Linked DNA regions of Mus musculus: region 2 is linked to region 1. The links are chromatin loops, found by intact Hi-C in ENCODE. Cell type or tissue: left cerebral cortex. All regions are shown on one strand.

Region 1 (2,500 bases):
AGGTGGGCAGAGGGATTTCAGTGCAGCTGGCTCACGAGGTGTGGAGGGTGGGCAGCTTAAGGACTAGATCATGTTTCTAGCCCTGCAAGGGTCAGTCGCCTACATTGCCCAGGCTTCCTCTAGAGCCATGGTCCTCAACCTTCCTTATACTGTGACTCTTTAATACAGTCTGTTATGTCGTAGTGACCTCCCAGTCATAAAATAATTTTAGTTGCTAATTCATAATTGTATTTTTGCTACTCTTACGAATTGTAATTTTTTTTTTTGAGATAGAGGGTTGCCAAAGGGGTTATGACCTGCAGGTTGAGAACAGTGTCACCGGTCCAGTGTCTAGACCAACGAAGCTGGAATCTTTGGGAATGGAGTCGAGAGGTGGATTTTTCAAAGCCTTGCAGACGGGAACCAGGTGATGCTCCTCATAGACAGGACCGGCGACCACAATATTTGAAAGCCCACAGCCTTTTTTGACACCTAACTTCAGGGCCTTGGAATTGACGTGAAGGGCAAAGCTAGGCAGGCTTAAGTTTGAATATTGAATCTGCTGAGATTTGCTGTGATCTTGGGCTAGGTGCCTGAGGTCCTGAGGAATCTACCTTTGAATTATCACAATATAATTATAACTAACCAGACTTGTAGGATTGTTTGGGATATTCGGTGAGATACTCAGGTCCCCGGGGAGTGGCTATTCCTCATTAAGGGTCACAGCACCCACCTCTTCCAGCCTGGTCCCGGTGGTCCCCTCCCCTCTTTTTTTTATCCAGCCTGGTAGCTAGGTTCTGACCTCAAGTCCCTGGCTGGCTCCTTGCTGATGGCCACAGCGTGCTCAGTGGTGCCCATCTTCTCCCGAGGAGGATGGTATCGACATTTCAAAAACAGTTTAATTATTCTGCGGCTGCCTGGCTATTAGCTGCGACAAGAGAGCTCAGGGCTATTTTTCAGCATTAATTTTCCATTTGAAATGAATTCCTTTTGGTTACACTTTTTAAATGTTTCTTTTAATTAGACGCAATTACTTCAGAAGAATTGCTTTTATTCCTCAGCCTGAGATCCCAGCGATAAAGTCGCTATCTGGCCCCACCGAACGGCCGGGACGGCTCATTTAGTCTCTGCACTAAAGTATATTGAACTAGGAAATTATACAGCGAATCAACTATTAATTCCTTTTATGATCGCTCACTCTAACATCTTGAATGAGATCTTCAGGGGGAAATTTAGTCACAATAGGGATCATTGTCTCCCCCCACCCCCTCCGCCCTCGCCACCCTTCCAGCCCTCCGCCTAGTGTGAGGGGAGCTATCCTGGTGATGGTCAAGGCACAGGGGCAGGATGCCACGGGGCTCATGGTTTTCCTGGGGTCTTTGGGGGTAGGGGGTAGATAGTACGGCGGAAGCTGCTTTGCTGAAGGAGTCCCTTTTCAGACCTCAAGAAGAAGGAGGATACTGTGACTATGTGGAGACAAAGTATCCCTGCCTTTGAAGGTCGGTTCTGTGGTTTGGTCCTTCGTGGTACGGTTCTTCAGGCGGCCTGGGAGCCAGTAGGTGGCGCTCTCCCACTGCGTTGGCAATTCTGTCTGCGCTGATGGAGGAAGCTTCGCAGTTACTTGGGAGACTCATTTTAGAGACCTTAGCCAGAAGCAAGCTTAACAGACAGGGAAACTGAGGTACAAAAATGGGTGTGTGATCACAGAAAAAGACTGAACCAGCTCTTTTGGTCCTTGGACCACGTCTCTGAATTTGACTCCCTGTATGGGATGTTGCTGGTGAAGGCTTACAGCTCAACTCACCTGTTCTCTGCCACTTCTACACTCCCAGCTGTCAGAAGGGGAGGGGCTGGGTAGGATCACTGGACTTCCAAGGGCACTTGGGATGGAAGGATTCTAGGGATGGAGTGAGCCAGAGGAGGGCCCCATGCTGGCTGTGACTGAAAATGGATTGTGTGCATTGTGGGATTACAGTTCTGGAGGGAAGAGTCACTAGAGATTCCAATGGGATGGGTATGTAGGTGTGTGCCTCAGTTTCTCTTAGGGGAGGCAGGTTTGAAAGATGGGTAGGAGGTTGGAGAGTAAGGAAGCTCACTGAGTAGAGGGGAGGGCCTGTGACATGGCCCTCCCTCTCCCTCAGGTTTATACACCTGCGCTGGGAGTTTTTTTTTCCACAGACTGTCCTGGCTGCTCTGTGCAGGACTGTGAGGGGCTCCTGCCCTCACAGGTGGAAGTGAAAGTGATCTCTGTCTGACCGGAAGAGTAGGGGTGGCTCCTCTAGGGTCAGAATCACCTTAGGACATTTGTGGCCAGGGATAGTAGCTACTGTCTGTGAGACTCCTCTGAGGACAGATTTTCAGGGGGGCTCTGAACATTCCATTTGTTTCCGATGAGAAAAAAAAAGTACATTTTTGTCTATTTTCAAGGTTCATTTCTTCCGGATTTTGAAGGAAATCAAAACATTTTCATGGGTCTCTGAAACATCATGGGCCCCCGGGGCACTACTCCTTTGCCCAAAGA
Region 2 (2,500 bases), 1.1 Mb after region 1:
GAATCATTTTCTATTGGTGATGAGCATCCACGTCCCGGCTTCTTTTCCTGGTCCAATTTAGAGTTCTCAAGTTATTCACAAATCAGCTCGGCATTCACAACAGTCCCACAGAGCAGCTACAGGACATGCTGCAATGTTAAGCCGTGCATTTGAACATACGCAAGTCTAGACAGACCCTGCACGTTTCTACCTTGTCACACTGACACCTGGATGTGTCCTGGAGTTGTGAATTTAAACTGATTTTTCTATAAAATTTTTATTTAAATTTAAACGTTTAAAATTTAAATGTTTGTGAATTTAAGTCATGGATACAATCTCATTTTAATTTTTGTTTGTATTTTGTCTTTATAAGTAAGCTTTTAATTGTACCTGCTGTGAGGGCCATTTCTAAACCTATATACATAGAAGTGAGACGAGATGGAGTCGGCATGATGCACTCATAAATACATATATGTTCATATACAGGCAACAGTATTAATTAAATAAGAGATCATAAAGCTGAGAGGAAGTTTGGGGACAGGAAGATGCTGAAGAGGATAAACTGTGGATTAAAATTGATATAAACAGAGTAATAGTAGCCATGTATGAAATTCTCAAAAATAATGAAAGGCAATGATAAAATGAATGCTTAAAACCTTTATATAAATATTTGCCTCTTGTTTTTAATAGTTTTTAGCATTTCAGAGGATATGGGTTTTTTTCTGAAAACAGGTAATTGTCTTGGTTTTTACATTTTACATATTTTTTATATTCTCAACATTAACTTCGGTGAGACTTTCAGCTGACATGAAATGTGAATATATGAAAATACATACCCGTTCTGAATAAATTCCATTTATATTTTAACCACCTAGGCTATTGTTTCCAATAGGACCAAAGTCATGGGGAAATTTTAAGGGTGTCAATATCGTTAGTGGTTTTTGCTGAGAAGTGAAAAGAGTAAATCAATCTTCTGTAAGAAATATCAGCTTATGAGTCACATGTCTCTGCTAATACTCACCCGACATAGTTATTCCACACCCAGCACCTGCAATAATAATTAAATTAAGCTCTCTCTTATGTTTTCATGTCTTCCCATCTCGTGAATATCACACATTTTCATTTTGAAGATATTTTTGCCAAAGTATAAGGACAGAAAGTATTTAACTCAGCAGCTCCCCATCTTGTACGGCATCCAATTGCGCCATCACTGCGACAGCTCCACATCCTTCATTTCCTTGCCTGGCGTATCTGACCTTGCACCCATCAAAAAGACCATTTTGCAGAGGAGAGCACTGAAGCTACTAGCCCGAGCAGAGCTCTAGCCACACAAAGGCTCCTCTCATCAGAAGCGCCTCCTACCGGCCTTTGAAAAAATGCTCTTTTGTGCAAACGCTTGCCTTCTTTTTATTTCTTCAGGGGCAGAGGTTTAAGGAGTCTCAATTTCTCCTCTAACAGGAGTTCTAGGTTAAAACATACAATGATGATACCTTAGAGGATGGGCAGATAGTGGGGAACTTTTGTGTCACCCTCAAGAGAAGGTTAGAGTTCTGTCCCAAATAGCTATAGAGAAAATACAAAAACAAAAACTACAACAGAAGCTGTGAAGATCAGCCTTGAAGTGAGGGGAAACACCTCTCTCTCCCTCCCTCCCTCCCTCCCTGCCTCCCTCCCTCCCTCCCTCCCTCCCTCCCTCCCTCTCTCTCCCTTTCTCTCTCTCTCTCTCTCTCTCTCTCTCTCTCTCTGTCTCACTCTCTGTCTGTCTGTCTGTCTGTCTGTCTCTCTCATCAGAAGGTATAAACAGCCTCCTTTCCCACACCACAGGCAGGCCTCATTTTGATATCTATGTTCTCCCAAGCCCACCTCTCCTGACCATCCACAGAAAAACAGAAGGCAGGAGGACGTCCTGTCTCCATTCCCGACCCCCTCTGCCCCTATTTTCTTTTCCTGACAGCCCTGGCAATAGCAGTCGCTGTCAGGCTGTAATTTAAAGCAAACCAATGCAAACTTGAACCAACTTTATGATGTGATTGACAGGCCGGATTGGAGAGTTATTTTCCCCCACTTGCATGAAATCCCTGCAAGCAGGTACTAAGATCCTAACACATCTCATATTATTCCTTAATCCACTCAGCAGCAATGTTTGGCATCCAGCTTTATAATAAAAGGTATCAATTAGGAGCTGTCGATGTTTTCTGAGGCAATATCTAATTACAGTCACTTGCTATAGGCGATCTTGTTAAAAAATTTGAACAGAATGAGTAAGTATTCCTGACAAGTTTAATGCATTATTAAAGGCGTAATTACTCAGTTATTGCTCATGTAATCCTGAGTTAATTATGTGACTTCAAAATTCATCACTTTTATGTTTATTGAACTTTGATAAGTTCACCCATATCTGATTTATCCCAGTGATCCATTCCCTTTTTTTTATTTCAGACCAGTTTGGAATTGAGCAGTCATTTTCCAAGCAGTGTCAGGGCATCCCAAACTGTCATTTGTGGAGGACACCAGCATGGAG

Evidence for each region. A loop is a pair of places that touch in the nucleus more often than their neighbours do. Peaks named below come from ENCODE experiments on the same cell type or tissue, not always from the same donor. Only the 100,000 strongest peaks of a DNase experiment are listed, where the experiment ranks them.
Region 2: a loop joins it to region 1, with 2.9 times the contacts of the local background. A loop is called at or near these places in 1 of 42 quality-filtered maps.

What each region holds. Positions count from the first base shown.
Region 1 is chr2:160,577,933-160,580,432 of GRCm38, reverse strand. All of the region lies in intron 1 of Gm14221 (a long non-coding RNA gene), which reads left to right. Among named protein-coding and RNA genes, the nearest start is that of Gm14221, 1.6 kb to the left of the region's middle. In left cerebral cortex, a CTCF peak has its summit at 1,538 (motif pointing right); a DNase peak (open chromatin) is centred at 1,543.
Region 2 is chr2:159,442,598-159,445,097 of GRCm38, reverse strand. No RefSeq gene overlaps it. Among named protein-coding and RNA genes, the nearest start is that of Gm25090, 300 kb to the right of the region's middle. In left cerebral cortex, a CTCF peak has its summit at 1,338; a DNase peak (open chromatin) is centred at 1,325.